2 separate regions of the Mus musculus genome follow, and region 2 is linked to region 1. The links are chromatin loops, found by intact Hi-C in ENCODE. Cell type or tissue: gastrocnemius. All regions are shown on one strand. Each heading gives the region's core, and the rest is flanking DNA. Links, peaks and the distances in the headings are about the cores only. Region 1 has its middle 4.5 kb from the start of 2310069B03Rik. Region 2 holds the start of Gm38843 (a long non-coding RNA gene).

Region 1 (8,333 bases), core at 268-8,267:
CCTAGTATCCATTTTATTTAACTGTATCTCCAGAACTGAAGCCAGGACTTCATACATGCCGAGCATGTAGAGTATCCTCCCCCTAAGCTACACTCTTAGCCTCCTAGTGTCCACTTTAGCTGGGAGAAGAAGGCCAGGATGTGAGCATCAGGAAACAGATTCATCCTTTGGGCCTCTGTGAGTGTCAGGTCTCTGGGGTCAAGTACAGAAAGCTGACCCCGGGTGGGCTGGGTAGGAATTGAGGTGCTCTATCAATACTTGGGACCCCTTTCCTCCACTCCCATTCTGCAGTTTAACTTTGATCTTCTTTGGGCTGTGTAGCTTTCAACCTGAAATCGCATCTAGCATGACTCTCGGACTGTCTGCACCACATTGTGGTTTCTTGGTTGAGAGGTGGGCCTGAGTTCTGAGCCTCGGTTTCCTTTTCTGTAAAATAGGATATGGCATCATCAGAAGGGTTGGGTTAGAGACCACATGTAGAGCCCAGCACACGACATGTGGAGGGGGCTCAGCCGACATTGCTGCTGCTAGACAGTTCTTTGTAAAGAAGAGATGATGAGTCCTCGTGGCCCCAGAAGCTGCGGTGACCCTGCTTCAGAGTCCCTGAGCCCTGCTCTGCCGTCTGCAGTTGTAGCTGCTATTTCTAAAGCACCATGTTTGTGTGCGTCTGCCTTTCCTGTAGGGTCCCTCAAGTGACTAGTGGTTCCTAGGGCCTGCCACAGAGCTTAGTAGTTCCTTAGAATCAAAGACAACAGGAAAATGAGTTTAGAGTTCTAAAGGACCCCTTTGTCCTAGTCACCCTGAATGGTCAACTTGACACAGCCTAGGGTCATGAGAGAGGAAAACCTTGATTGAGGAATTGTCCTTATGAAACTGGCTCGCTGACTTGGGGGAATGTCTTGATTATTAATTGATTTTAGGGGGCCCAGCCCACTGTGGGTGGTACCACCCCAAGCCAGAGGGAAATGGGATGTATGAGAAAGCTAGAGAATGGTCTGGAGACCTTTAGTAATCAGGAGTACTTGCTGCTCCTCCAGAGGATCCTGGCTCCCATTTGGGAGCTCACAACCTTCTGTAATTCTCCTCCTAGGGGATCCCATGTATAAACAGACAGACAGACAGACATCTTACAACCATCTGTAATTCTCATCCCATATATATTATAAACAGACGGACAGACAGACAGACAGACATCTTACAACAATCTGTAATTCTCCTCCTAGGGGATCCCATGTATAAACAGACAGACAGACAGACATTTCACAACCATCTGTAATTCTCATCCCAGGGGATCCCATGTATATTATAAATAGACAGACAGACAGATAAATAAGTAAATAAGTAAGTAAGTAAGTAAGTAAATAAATAAATAAATAGGCACCCAATGTCTGCAGGCTTTAACAAAGGAAAAAGGCTAGTTAAGCCTGTGAGGTAGCCAGAGAGTGAACCAGCATCAGCGTTCTACTGTGGTTCTTGCTTTGAGGTTCCTGGCTACAGTCCCTACCCTGACTTTCCTTACTGATGGAGTGTGATGTTGTAAGAAATAGACCCTTTCCTCCTCTGAGTTTTGGACCGAGTATTTTGTCAAAGCAACAGAAAGAAAAGGAGGACACCTTTAAAATAGCCATAAGCATGGAAGGCCTTAGAGATTCTGGGGCCGCCTGCCCAGTGCTGCCAAAATGACTGGGGCTGTTGAGTACTTAGAAATCAAGCCCAGCGTCGTCTGTAGGACCCTCCGCCAAGGCTTGAAAAGGGGGAGTACTCTGAGAAGGCCTAGGAGTCAAAGAAGACAGAGGCCAGAAGAAAACTTCATGAGGTGGTGTCTTTCCTCCAGTCAATATGGCTACCTCAGAGGCTCCCAAGAGAAGCTGAAGAAATTTAAGTACCGAGGCAAAGAAATGTCTTTGCAGCAGCAACAGAGGATTGCTTCCAGCCTACAACTCTGGAAGACTAGGAAATATAAGCAGGTGCTAAAGAGAAGAAATATCGATCTATTCTTCAGTGACATGGTTTCTCAAGCACTAGTCAAAAAGGCCAACTTCACTCTGGACGACATCATCCAAGGGGTGAATAGTTTGGATATGATGCTGCGTTTCCAGGCCACCAAGGCTGCCAGGGAAATGCTATCTCAGGAAAATAACCCTCCTCTAAATTTGATTATTGAGGCCAGGCCCATCCCCAAGCTGGTAGATGTCCTGAAGGCGACACCTTTCCACAACCTGTAGTTCGAGGCGGCATGGGCACTCACTAAACCACCTCAGAAACTGCAGAGCAGACCCAAGCTGTTATGAAAGGGGGTACCACTCAGCCCCTGATTGAACTCCTCTGTTCCCCTCACCTGACTGTGTCTGAGCAGGCAGTGTGGGTCCTTGGGAATATCGCTGGTGACTGTGCAGAATTCAGAGACAATGTCATTTCCAATACTGCCATCCCGCACCTGATCAACCTTATTTCAAAAAACATACTAGTCACATCTCTTCGGAACGTCACATGGACTTTGGCCAACTTATGCCGAAACTAAGATCCACATCCTTATGAGGAGGCACTGAGGCAGATGCTAGCGACCCTCTGTCAGCTCCCGCTGCATCATGATAATGAGATTCTTTCAGATATCTGCTGGGCCCTGGCCTACCTGACTGAGGGTAGCAAAGAGTTCGTCCATCACGTGGTGACCACCGACATCCTGCCCGGGCTTGTAGAACTTAGGACCGGCTCAGAACTCAGTGCCTTGTCTCCACACTATAGGCAGCCTTGTGGCTGGAGCAGATGAGCAGACCCAAATGGCCATCGATGCTGGCATGCAGAAGGTGTTGGGCCAGGTCCTGAAGCACCCAAAGTCCTTCATCCAGATGCTGGCTGCCAGGACCATGAGCAACATGGCTGCTGGGCCCAGGCATCACATCCAGCAGCTGGCTTTGTGTAACTTGCTGCCTCTCTTGGTAGACCTACTAAGGAATGCAGAATTAAAAGTCCAGAAAGAGATTGTGTGCACCGTGGCTAACATGGCAACAGGGACCACTCAGGAATCTCGGAGCCAATGCTGAGTCTGCTCATTGCCCCAGACATGGAGGTTGTCACTGTCATCCTTGACATCATTTCTCATCTTCTCCAGGTAGACAATCTACAGGAGAAGAAAAGGCTGTGTTTTCAGATAGGGGAAGTTGGTGGCTTTGAAACAATGAAGTCCCTAAGCACCAGCACAACACTTACATCAGCAATGGTGCCCTGGACATCATTGCAAAATATTTATATGAGGACAAAGACAATGACAGTTTACCCAGGCCTGGGCTGAGAGTGTGAATACATGGAGAACTAAGGCATCTCACACACCATATTTCAGCCGGAGTACAGATCAGTCATGGACTTCCACACAGACCACGTGTGACATCCACATTGGTCTCAGGTGGCAGTGCAGATCTTGGACATCAGCTGAGCCCTCTGCCACAGCAAGAACCACGGACAGCATCATAGCCCTCCACAGCAGCACAGGCCAGTGACGTCAACATGGCTTCAGGGGGCAGCACAGACCAGACACAGTGATAACACAGGCCACAGACATTAATACCTCCCCCAGCTGCAGCAGGACCAGGGACCCAAGCACAGCCCCGGGCGGCAGTGGTCAAATATGCATACATGGCAAAGGTTTTTTTTTTTTACCAGCTGAGGAATCTAACTGGGTAGGGACTTTGTTTTTTTGTTTTTGTTGCTGTTGTTAATCTTTTTTGTTAGTCTGGGTCTTTTGATCGAGGAATTGAGATTATTAATATACAGTTATTAAAAAACAAAAAGGAAGAAATCAAGCCCAGAGCTAATGGCTCTGGTTCAGGTTGGCTTTCTGGGAAGGGACATCTGGGGACATGGGTAGAGGAATGAGGAGGCATTAGGACTGCAGGAACTGAATGGAAACACTTGGCCTTTGGGGCCAGGCACATGCAGGGAGCAGCTGTTCTGTGACTGGCCAACCAAGAGCCTGGCCTTGCCTTGGCTGACCGCCATTGAAGCCGCTTGTTGGGAACGTGGCTGCGGCATGCTGGGAAGGCAAGTGCTGGTCCATGGGGTGGTCACATGGAGGGCTTTGCTGATCTCTGACACTGGATAGCCTTCCTAGCCTGGTGCCAGGCACTGGGACACAGAGCTCTCTGGACTTGAGCCAGGGCATGGATTGCCAGGCACTGGGAGAACACCCCCCAGAGAGGAGCCCCCACCACCTAGGAGAAAAAGAAAGAGAAGAAACCAATGGTTAGTGTAGGAGGGCTGCTGTGTTCACCATGGTTCATGTTTCTCCACATCGAGGGTCTCCCCTGAGATGGCTGCCACTTCTTCAGCTGCTCTGTGGCTCCCAGAGGCAAGGACAGAGGTTAAAGTCTGTTGTGGATAGCCCTGGGGCTAATTATATTTGATGTTATTCCAATCTTCCTGTGAGGGGTTTCGAACAAGGAATGAGTCAGCACTCAGGTGATTTCCTGTAACCTCTTTCCCACCTTAATTTGTAAAACAAAGGAGAGCTGATGATTGGGCAGATAAAAGGGAAGGTGGAGCGGAAGGTGGGGGAGAGAAGAAGGAGAAAATGAAAGAGGGAGAGGACGCAGAGCAGAAGCACATGGCTTGGAATCTAAGGGATAGATGTGAAAGATGGTAGTGTATCAGTAGATCTGCCCAATCTAGGTGCACAGCATGTATTCATATTAACTGAGTCGTGTTTTCATTGCCGGGGCATATTTGGGATGGAGAGAATTACCGCAACAACAGTCTTCTTGCTCTATGTCAGACAGACTTGTGGTCAAGTCTCAGCTGTTCTCTTACCAGGTGTGTTATGCTGACTGATCCTAGCTCTCCAAGACGTCTCAGTAAAATGACAGGAGTGCTAACTAGTATAGCCACCTTCAGTATCATGGGGGTTGGATCCAGGAACCCCTGCCAATATCAAATCCAGGAAGGCTCAAGTCTCTGGAGAGATAGATGGCTCAGCAGTTAAGAGAACTGGCTGCTCTTTCAAAGAACCTGGATTTGGCTCCCAGCATTCACTTAGCAGCTAACAACTGCCTATAACTTCTATTTCAGGGGATTTGACACCTCTTCTGGCCTTTGAGGACATTACATATACATGGTGCATGGCATTCGTGTAGGCAAACCACTGATGTACATAAAATAAAATAAACTTAAAAAAAACAACAACCTCCATCAGATTGACTTGCGGGCATGCATGTGAAGGCATTTTTTTGATTGTTAATTAATAAAGGATTACGCAGCCCACTATGGGCGGTGTCATCCCTAAACAAGTAGGTCTAGGTTATATGAGATAGCTACTGAGCAAGCCAGAGAAAAGATGTCAGTAGGCAGCATTTCTGTCTCCAGTTTCCTGCCTCCAGTTTCCTGTCTCTAGGTTCCTCCCTTGTGTTTCTGCCAGGGTTTCCCTCAACAATGCCCTGTAACTTGTAAGATAAAATAAACCCCTTCCTTCCCAAGTTGCTTTTGGTCAGTGTTTTATCACTGCAACCGGAAGCAAATCAGTGCAGACAGATCTCCCTGCATAGCCCAGACTGGACTCAAACTCCAGGGACTCTCTTGCCTTTAGGGCCCCCATGTATTTGGGTTGTAGGTATTTGCCACCATGCCTGGCCCAGATAGAAAACAGACAGGGTGACAGCTCTCTCTCGGGGAAAGGACGTATTGGGCTTTATCTTGAGCTTCCTAGAGCTCACAGTCAGTCAGAGATGAAGTGTGACAGATGTCACAGCAGTGGAGGAGCATTTGGAAAGAGCTGTGTCAGGTGTTGGGAACAGCCTGGGGGAGACAAAGAAGTGCTGGACTGACTCCCAGCTGCCTCCTGCTGCCCTTGCTGGCCTTCCCCCTGGAAGCATCAGCTAATGGGCCACTGAGAAGTTAGGAAGCTGAGTTGTTAGGCTTGGAGGTCGAATTCTTTTAGTTTCCTTGAGGTTTTGAGGTCAGGATAGGAAGTTGCTGTAGGTTGAAAAATGTAAAACCTGAGGCCAGGCATGGTGGCACAGGCCTTTAACCCCAGCACATGGGCAGCAGAAGCAGGGGGATCTTTTTGAGCTCAAGGTCAGTTGGGTTGACATAGTAGGTTTCTGGCCAGCTAGAGATACACAGTGAGAACCCATCTTGGGAAAAGAAAGAAAGAAAGAAAGAAAGAAAGAAAGAAAGAAAGAAAGAAAGAAAGAAAGAAAGAGAGAAAGAAGAGAAGAGAAGAGAAGAGAAGAGAAGAGAAGAGAAGAGAAGAGAAGAGAAGAGAAGAGAAGAGAAGAGAAGAGAAACAAGCCTGCATAGATATCTGGCAAAGGATCATATAATAAGATGTGCACTGGAGCTAGGAAAATGGCTAAGTGACTGGCGTGCTGGCAGAGCAGGAGATGACCTAAGTTCCAGTTCCATAACCTGTTTTAAAAAAAAAAACAAAACAGGATGTAGTGTTTGACGTTTGCAATGCCGGTCAGTGCTGGGTAGGACTGGCAAGGTGGATCCTCGGAGATCCTCTGCCTCTTAGCCTACTTGACAAGCTTCAGACAGATGAGAGACCGTGTCTCGAAACCAAAGTGGACAGTGTTCTGAGGAATGGCATTGAAGTTGACCTTTGGCCTACACACACACACACACACACACACACACACACACACACATGCACACAAGAATGCTTCTCTTAGCGGTTTTATAAAGGCAGCTGTACTACAGTAAACAGACAGAGCCCTGACCTTGGAGGAAGGAGCTGTATGCTGTCTGGTTCCACTTACCGTCCCTATCCGGTAAGTGAGCAAACCACTTTGAGCCTGTGTATCTTTGTCCATAAACTGGTGGGGGTTGGGGGGCAAGAACAACTACCTTCTAAGGTAGTGGTAGGGTCGCATATAGTTCACAAGAGACAAAGGTCAAAAGATGAACAAGCAGATACATGCTGTTTACCCAGGAATCTAAGAGTCAGGATAAAATCAGTTGGTCTTCTAAACAGTGGGATGCTAAAAAGAGCAAACACCATAAAGGTTTTAAAGACTTATGGTGCCTGGCTTGTGGCACCTATCTGTAATCCCAGTGTTTGGGAAGCAGAGGCAAGAAGAGTACAAGATCAAGGTTAATAACCTCAGATACACATATTGGATGCTAGCCTGAGCCGCACGAGACCTTGTCTCAAACAAATAGGAAAAAAAAAAAAAAAAGACTAACACTTATTGAGCCTTCACTGTATGTAGGCATGATAGACATATCTCATTTAATCTCATAAATGAGTAAGTATCACTTGGTAAGATTCTCTTATCCCATTTTATTATTTTACTTTTTATCGTTGTTGTATAAGAGAAAGTCTCACTCTGGAGCCCAGGCTGGTCTGAAACTCACTATGTAGCCCCAGGTCGAACTTGTAGCAGTCCTCCTGCCTCAACCTCTCAAGTGCTGGGATTTCATAAACAATCTTCTCAAACCCATCTTGTAGATGAAAACTGAGGCAGAGAGAAAGGAAGTGACTCACCCCAAGTCCCCAAACAGTCCACGCCCAGATGTTCAGGTGCAGAGCACATTTCTTTTTTCAGTTCTAAAGGACTGTGTATACTATCTCAATTAAAGGGAGCCACAGAGGCTGTGGCCATAACTCCGCTAGTAGAATGCCTTCATAGCATGTACCGAGCCCTGGTTTACTATCAGGTGCCACGTAAACTGGCAATGGTGGCATGAACCCCTAATTCCACTCTCAAGGTCAGCTCAAGGTCATCCTTGGCTACATAGTGAATTTGAGGCCAGCCTGGGGTACCTGAGACTCTGTCTCACGAAGACTCTGTTATTTCCAGGTGGCAGGTGTGGAGCTAATGCACACAAAGGTAACTTCAAGATGACAAACTAGCGATAGTTGGTGTTAAGACTCCAACTCAGTGCCCTCCGTGAGCCACCACGCGAATGCTGTCCTTTAAATACTTCTGTAATAGCTGCTTAGGTTTGGAAAGAGTTCCTCGCTCACAGTAAGCTGGTAGAGTAACCAGCTATGCTGTGATGACCCACAAGTGATGTCTACTGGTCATTCTGAGCAATGCAGACAGGGCGGAGCAGGCTGTAATGGAAATCTCAAGGACATTGCTGTAGTAGGGGTAGAAAATCTGTTCTGAATGAGCCGCCCCAACTACAAGCTTTGGTGGCGAATGTTACCTTACACTTCTGAATAGCATTTGTGGTGTAGGAGTTCATCAACAGGAAATGTGGCCAGGCTGATGAACTGAGGCAGGAGAACTGCTGGGAGTTCAAGGCCAGTTTGGACTAAATGGAGAGACTGGGTCAGAAGAGGCATAAGGGGGTTCAAAACAAAGAAGAGGAAGAAGGAAGGAGAGGAGAGGAGA
Region 2 (8,333 bases), core at 292-8,291, 79 kb after region 1:
AAACAATCCAACCAACCAACCAACCAACCAACCAAACAAACAAACAAACAAATGCAAATTCTTAGTCTCTGCTCAGATGCTGTATCAAAACCCCAAGAAGAGAGAAAGATCAGAGAGACCCAGTTCTTCTCAGGGTGATGAGGGCGGGGTGGGATAGAAAGACTCACTAGGAAGAATTCTTTCTCAGACCTAACTCAAGACGGTCAACAGGGCTGAGCAGCCAGAGTTGGGGGTGTCACAGTTGGAGGTGAGGTCATCTGAAGTCCACCAGGTCTTGTCTTGCCTGGAATGAAGGTTTTAGGCACTGGCACAGGCTGTGAACCAAATAGAAAGGGAGGCAGGTCTTTGAAAGCAAAGCCTAAAAGCTTTATTATTCACAGAAAGATGTCAAAGATATTAAAAATGCTTACCGAAAAAGACAAGGCTTCCCTAATATGCTCATGGCTACAGTGCTTGCCAGTGCTTAGCCCCAATCTTGTCAGCAGGAGTCTCCACCCAGAACTACGGTCGACAGCCTACGGAGTTTCCTTAATCTTTGATGTCCACTCAAGAAAGGCTGGATCCTTGATGCCACTCCAGAAAAAAAGCGTTTCAGGATGAGTTGGTATGAGCAGAGTTGGAGTTTATTCAAAATAGAAAGCCTGGAGAGGAATCCTGGGCTTAGTCATGTATTCCTCTCATCCCAGAATTTGGGAAGCAAAAGCAGGTGTAGGAGTTCAGGGCTGGCCTGGCCCACAGAGGGAGTGCAAGGTCAGCTAAAGCTACATAGTGAGACTCAGTCTCAACCCCACCCCAAATAAATAAAACCGGGAGAGGCGCTTCATTAGGAGTGAGAGCAAGGAGCCAAAGAGATGGACACTTGCTCTTCTTGTGAAGGACCATTCCATTCCATGGTCACCCCATGGGGGCTCAGGGCCATCTGTAACCTCAGTTCTAGGGGACCTGGTGCCCTCTTCTGACCTCTGCTGGCACTAGGAAAGAGTGTGGTACACATATAAGCATTCAGGCAAAATATTCATATCAAATAACATAAATTTTAAAAAATGTTTAAGAGTGAGACAGAGAAGGCATGGGAGGGAGAGGGAGAAGAGAGGGATGGCCGGTGTAGATGCAGAGGAGCATCTTCAGAGAGCAGCCTTCATTGCCAAGCCAAATCCCTGAGAAGTCTTGGACCATTCCTCAGAACAAGGGCAACACCTGATTTTATAACCCTGGGCGTTGGTAGGCAGTTTGACTTCTTGAGATTTAGTCCACCATAGTGTATGTGAGAAGGAGCACAGGGAAGCCAGGGACCATACATTGAAGCTATTATGACCCAGCATAGTCTGCTTCTTAACTCTGTCCCAGAGAGAGAGAGCTACAGGGAGGGAGGTGTGGCAAGACCCAGGCTAAGAGATTAGCTTTAAAGGGACAGGCCTGAGCTCTAAGTGAGGGTTTTAAATTTTTACTTATTTCTGAGACATGGGTCTCATAGATCAAAGCAGCATCAAATTCCTTATGTAGCTGAGAATAACCCTGAACTTCTGATCCTCCTGCCTCCACCTCCTGAGTGCTGGGATCACAGGTGTGCACCACCATGTGGTATTGGGGTCTGGCTTGGGTTTCTTCCATGCTAGGCAAGTACTCTACCGACTGAGCCGTATCACCAGTCTCACTTTGTTTTTTAATTTTTTTATTTTTTTATTATTAGTTAAAAAAACAAATGTGGGCTGGAGAGATGACTCAGAGGTTAAAAGTATTTTAACTTCCCGAGGAGTCGGGTTCAGTTCCCGGCACTCACATGGCAGCTCACAACCATCTGTAACTTCAGTTCCAGGGGATCCAACACCTCACACAGACATAGATACAGATATGCACATATAATACATATACATATAATACATACACAGCTTCACATATAATAAAAATAAATAGATAATTTTAAAACATGATCAGAGACTAGAAAGATGTCTCAGTGCTTAAGAGCATTTGCTGCTCTTCTAGAGGACCTGGGTTTGGTTCCCAGCACCCACATGGTGGCTCACAATCTCTAACTACCATCCCTGAGATCTGATGCCCTCTTCTGGCCTCACATATGGCTCATTGACAGACATGCAGGCAATACATCTACACTCATAAAATAAAAGTAAATAAATAAATCTAAGAAAGTTAATTAGCATACTAGTATTAGGTTTTGTCTTAGTTCCTTCTCTATTGCCGTGAAGAGATACTATGACCAAGGCTACTTATAAACGAAAGATTTTAATTTTAATTCCAGAGAGTAGCACAGCTTATGCCCACCATGACAGGAAATATGGCAGCAGGCAGACGCGGTACTAGAAGAGTACTTTCATCTGATCCTCAACCAGGAGGCAAAAGGAGGAAGAGAGGAGAAGGGGTGGGGGGAAGAGAGAGAGAGAAAGAGGGAGGAGAAAGATAGGTAGATAAATAGACCGATAGACAGACAGACAGATAGATATATATAGAGAGAGGAATGATGCAGGCTTTAAAATCTCAAAGCCCACTCCTCCAACAAGACCACACCTCCTCACCCTCCTCAGGGACCAAACATTCAAACACATGAATCTGGGGGGTGGGCATTCTCTTTCAGACCATTCTCCCTTTTTGTTGTTGTTTGTTTGTTTTGTTTTTAAGGTACAGTCTTAATTTATAGCCTAGGCTGTCCTGAAACTCATGTAGCTCGTATTGGCCTTGAATTTGCCATTTCCTCCTGCCTCCATCTTCTGAGTGCTGGGATTATAGGTGTGTGCCACCACACAGGCTTATTCAGTGCTTGGGATGGCCATATTTTGTGGGGGGGGGGGGGGAATCTCTATATGTATCCAGTTGGCCTGTAAATAGTGGCAGTCTACAGCCTCAGCATCCCAAGTGCTAGGGTTGCATCTGGCTCCACCTGATGATTTTTGATGCACATTGAAACCAATGGTTCAAAGTACTTGGGACAACACCTTCTCCACCTGACAAGTTGGCAAAAAAAAAAAAAAAAAAAAAAAAAAAAAAAAAAAAGTTATCCACCTTGAGGGTATAACAGCGCATGCTTCATGTGAGGCCAGCCTTGAAGTGCCTTTCTGTCTTTCTCAGCCATGATGGCAGTGCAGGAAGGATTTGGCTTTGGAACTATGTGTCCTTGGACAAGCCCAGAAAGCGATAAGGTTTCATACTTAAATCTTAAAGCCCAGCTTCTTCTCATTTCGGGTTAAGAAGACGTGGAATTGGAAATGAGGCACTCAGAAGGTGCCGGGTCGGGTGGTCCAGTCCAGGTTGTTACAGTGTGTTCTCTGCGGCTTCTCCCTCACTGCAAGGCTCTTGCAGCTTGTTCCCATTATTCAAGGACAGAGCCTCCCACCCTGCCTCCTCTTCAGAAAGAACAAAGAGGCCTGGGTGCTTAAGATGCTGGGCCCTTGGGCCTGCTCTCCTTCCTTTGACAACAGAGCCCTCAGCCCAGGTCTCTGCTTCAGCCGATTTTTTTTCTGATTCCTAAGTTCTTTCTGGGTAGTGATTGGGCCTGTGCATCTTACCCTCCTGGCAATTGGAAGTGCCTAGCCTATGGTTAAGAGCCCAGTGCATGATAGGCCCTGACACTGCTGTTACTACTCTCTATCAAATGGGGAAGAGGAGGGGAACTGCATTCTGGGTGGGGGAAGGGATATTAGGGTTGTCTACACAACCTACTGCAGTCTAAAAAACCCACACTGCACATGAATAGCATTATTATTATGAAATATAATGTGGCATTGGGTGGGAGTACCTGGCAGGCCCATGCCAAGACATCCCCTGAAAAATCACACCATGTGTCAGACCTGGTATAAGGGGGGGTTATTTTGGGGGAGAAGGGAGGGACATGAGGACCTGGAGAAGTGGCAGAGGAAGATAGACAGAAGAAGAGCCACGAGGGCAGGGAAGCAGGGACAGAGATGAACAGAAAGAGAAGCAGGCCAGAAACACATGGAAATGAGGGGGAGGGGGAGGGGGAGGGGGAGAGGGAGAGGGAGAGGGAGAGGGAGGAGAGCTGGGGTGGCAGAGTCCTTTTTCTGTGTCACCTGATCCTGGTGGCAGGTAATGGCGACAGATGATGTAAGCCACTCCTATGTCCCTGGAAGGAGTTGAACAGAATTGCCTGTAAGCCAACAACCACTCCACAGCCTGGAACCCCAGGCTGGGTTAAAAGGGAGGAGGAAGCAGTGGCTGACCCCAGCTTCCCCCACTTTCCTAACTGAGGGGACCGAGGGACCAGCTGCCCTCATGCCTTCCCTGTCACAAGGGACTGTGGACCTCAGACTGGGAGCCAAAGCATGCCCCTCTCACCTTATGCAGGTTCCACTGGGCACTTTGTCACAGCAATGAGACAGGTAACCATGACAGGGTGTCCTGAAAAAGTGTTCTCCCTTCCACGGGCTTGTTTACCTTCTGACAAGTGACTCCCAAGAGATGTGTCCTGCTGAGTGGGAACTTAGCTGAGAACCTGGCAAGAGGTCACAGCTGAACTATCATCACAGGACACTTGCTGCCCAAGGCAGGGGTGGCTGTCATTTTACCCTACAGGGCACATGTCGAGCCTGACTCTCTCTACTCAAGTGTTTTGGCCCTGACTGGAACTAGAAGTCAGTCGGAGAGAGTTCATTGCCCCCTTGGCAGAGGCTGTCAGCTGTCATAGGCTGTAGAGGAGGGTATTAAATTCCTGGCTCTGGGAGCGGGGCCTAAGAACTCATCTGAAGAAAATAGTGGTGGCAAAAGGGACAGCACTTGAGCCACCTGACTTCACCTTGTCTCATAGGGATATTGATGGCTTTCCAGAGAGGACCAACTTCATAGACATGTGACCTGGGAGTCACACAGGCTGCATGCACTGCGGAGGACCTTGTGCTTGATTTAATATCTTGCTGATGCCATCTTACAATTCTCTCTCTCACCCCTACCTCCCCTCATGTGTGTGTGTGTGTGTGTGTGTCTGTCTGTGTGTGTGTCTGTGTGTGTGCGTGCGCTCGCTCACACAGGATAGAGGACAAGCTTGGTTGTCAGGCTGCCATTCCTCAGGAACTGTCTTTGTAGGATAGGTTGGCTGAGAGCCAGCCCTGGTGCCTGCCTGTCGCCTCTCAGGTTCAGGGATTACATGTGCCTGTTGCCCCACCCAGCACTTTCACTTGGGTGCTGGGCAACTAGACCAGGTCCCTATGCTTACAAGACGAGCACTATACAAAGGGAGCCATCTTCCCGGACCCCCACCTTACTCCTCCTTTCTCTCCTAGCAGAGTGAATGTAGATTTACTAAGGAAATGTGAGAGGCCTTGAGAGTGGGGGGGGGGGGGTTCCAAAAAGGACACTGCTATTTTATAATTCTTAAAATTTATATTTTCTCTCTATTTCTTGGTGTTTTTTTTTTTTGGAGGGGGAGGGGGTAAGATCTCATGTAATCCAGGCTTGATTCAAACTCAAGTGACAGCTGGCCTTGTATCCCTGATCCTCCTGTCTCTATATCCCAAATTCTGGGATTTCAGGCCTGTGCCACCATACCCAGGTAATACTTTCTATTTAACGTGGGCTTGGTTACTCCCATGTGATGATGCAATGTAAGTGCCAACAAAGGTCTGTGCCTCTCACATGTCTGCCGTTTCTGGGTGTGTCATTTGCTTAGAGCATTTGTGATGTCCCATGAGCCCTGACTTCGGCAAACTCCTGACTGCCAGGAGTCCAGTAAAGCAAGAGGGAAACCTGAAGCCAGGTACAGTGGTGTAAGCCTTTGATCCCAGTGCCCAGGAGCTGGAGGCTGGGGAACCAGGGGCCCAAGGCCATCCATTACATAATGAGTCAATGGCCAACCATAGGGGACAAAAAGAAGGGGAGGAGGTGGGGAGAAGGAAGAAGAGTGAGTGCAAAGTAAGCATAGAGCAACCACATGGTGGCTCACAACCATCTGTAATGGGGTCTGATACTCTCCTCTGGTGTGTCTGAAGACAGTGACAGTGTACTTGTTTTATATATATAATAAAATCTTTAAAGTAAAAAAAGAAAGAAAATTTTTGAAATGTAAAAATTATTTGTACAAATGTGTATGTGTACATGGATGGGTGTATATATATATGCATGCATGTGTGTGTACATGTATATATGCATTCCCCATAGCTGGGATTGAAAGTGTGGATCACCATGTGTAGATTTTTCTTTTCTTTTCTTTTCTTTTCTTTTCTTTTCTTTTCTTTTCTTTTCTTTTCTTTTCTTTTCTTTTTTCTTTCCTCCTCCTCCTCCTCCTCCTCCTCCTTCTTCTTCTTCTTCTTCTTCTTCTTCTTCTTTTTTTCCGAGATAGGGCTTCTCTGTATAGCCCTGGCTGTCCTGTAACTCACTCTGTAGACCAGGCTGGCCTCCAACTCAGAAATCTGCCTGCCTCTGCCTCCCAAGTGCTAGGATTAAAGGGGTGCGCCACCACTGCCCCACAGATTTTTTTTTTAAATGTCTGACTTCTGAACATTTAGCTCAGAGCCTCAGGCCTGCAAGGCAAGCACTGTATTGACCAAGCCACATCCCCAGCCCTAAAGAAAGTATTTTGAGGATCAAGAAACAACCACGAAGCATTCTCAGATCCTTTCTACTGTGCCATCCTGTCTCTTGTGCAGATGAATAGGAAGGAAGAGAAAGTTTGTGCAATGCACAGTTCCCTGGCCTTCAGTCTCTCCTTACTCAGCTTAGAGACAAAAGTCAGAGTGTGGGGACAGTGTACACACATCCTGAACTGAAAAACAAAGACCAACAACAGAAAGCTGTTCTCCGTGGCCTGGTGTGATTAGAGGTGTCTTTGTCTACTGCAATTATGCATGTGTTTGGGATGGAAGACTGGGGGAGGGGTGTGTGTGTGTGTGTGCGTGTTGTGTGTGTGTGTGTGTGTGTGTGTGTGTGTGAGTGAAATGAGACACATATGCATGTATACGAGAAAGCCTGCACTATAGCATTTTTAAACAAAGGTTCAGAAAGGATTAGAGAACCCTATTCTTCCATCTCTTCCATTCACTGGGAAGAGACTAGACTCAATGGGGAAAGAGCTGTATTGGAAAGGTAGCTAATGAAGGAATCCCCATTTGGGAAGCTTGCACTTGACCTGTGGGTGGTGGATCTTGATCAAAGCAGGAGTGTTGTGAAGGTTTTACATGTGTAGGATGGGGCTAAAGATGCTGTGCTTGAGGGAGGAAAGAACGTGAGGAGAGTGGCAGAAATGTGAAGGGCCTTGGATAACCTAGAGGGTGTGATGATATCTCTTAGGCTACTCTCTTTCTTTCTTTCTTTCTTTCTTTCTTTCTTTCTTTCTTTCTTTCTTTCTTTCTTTCTTTCTTTCTTTCTTTTTCTTTCTCTTCCTTATTTTTAACTTCAATTTTTAAAAAATTGAGACGAAGCCTCCTGTAGCCAGGGCTGATCTTGAACTCACTATGCTGGATAACCATAAACTTGTGATTCTCCTTCTCCACCTCATGAGGGCTGAAATGACAGGCATGGACCACCACCCCAGATTTGGTGGGGGAAGCATTCTGCCGTAGCACCAATGTGGAAGTCAGAAGACAATTTGCAAAAGCTGGTTTTCTTCTTCTGCCATGTGAGTCCCAAGGAATGAATTCAGGTCACCTGGCTTGGTGGTGAGTGCCTTTACCCACTGAGCCATCTCACAGGTCCTCAGAGAACAACTTTTGATGGTCATTTCTTTCCTACCACCAAGGATTCTAGGAATCAAATTCAGGTCATCAGGTGTGGTGGTTTGTATATGCTTGGCCCAGGGAGTAGCACTATTAGGAGGTGTGGCCTTGTTGAAGTAGATGTGGCCTTGTTGGAGGAAGTTTGTCACTGTGGGTGTGGGCTTTAAGACCCTCAGTTTAGCTGCCTGAAAGTCAGTCTTCTCCTGTTTGCTTTCAGAACAAGATATTGAACTCTCAACTCCTCCTGCACTATGCCTGCCTGGATGCTGCCATGCTCCAACTTGATGATAACAGACTGAACCTCTGAACCTGTAAACCAGCACCAATTAAATGTTGTCCTTATAAGAGTTGCCTTGGTCATGGTGTCTGTTCACAGCAGTAAAACCCCAACTTAGACATCAGACTTGCATGTCAAGTGCTTTTACCCACTGAGCCATCGGCCCTTAAGCTGTAATTCATCATAGCCACAAGAAGTGGCTCTTATACTGTGACAGCAGTAGCCAGAGCATTAATATTTTTGTATTCATTCCTCAAATCCCAGTTGCTATAAGAGGGCATGTAAAAGCCAAATAATTGTACATGTACTGGGTCACATAACAAGAGCTGACCCCCAAGTTTAAGGTCCCCAGGCTTCTGTAAAGTTCAGTAAGCCTACTTCAA

Evidence for each region. A loop is a pair of places that touch in the nucleus more often than their neighbours do. Peaks named below come from ENCODE experiments on the same cell type or tissue, not always from the same donor. Only the 100,000 strongest peaks of a DNase experiment are listed, where the experiment ranks them.
Region 2: a loop joins it to region 1, with 7 times the contacts of the local background. A loop is called at or near these places in 2 of 42 quality-filtered maps.

The regions. Positions count from the first base shown.
Region 1 is chr6:82,882,227-82,890,559 of GRCm38, reverse strand. It overlaps the pseudogene Gm6312. Among named protein-coding and RNA genes, the nearest start is that of 2310069B03Rik, 4.5 kb to the right of the region's middle. In gastrocnemius, for the core only: no CTCF peak of the experiment used is centred there; DNase peaks (open chromatin) are centred at 3,520, 3,994 and 5,811; H3K4me3 peaks cover 288 bases; H3K27ac peaks cover 3,663 bases.
Region 2 is chr6:82,803,452-82,811,784 of GRCm38, reverse strand. It overlaps Gm38843 (a long non-coding RNA gene), which reads left to right and starts at 6,606. Exons shown (of 3, transcript XR_869196.1): 1 at 6,606-6,781; 2 at 7,460-7,616; 3 at 7,891-7,925. In gastrocnemius, for the core only: a CTCF peak has its summit at 4,695; a DNase peak (open chromatin) is centred at 5,063; H3K27ac peaks cover 2,898 bases.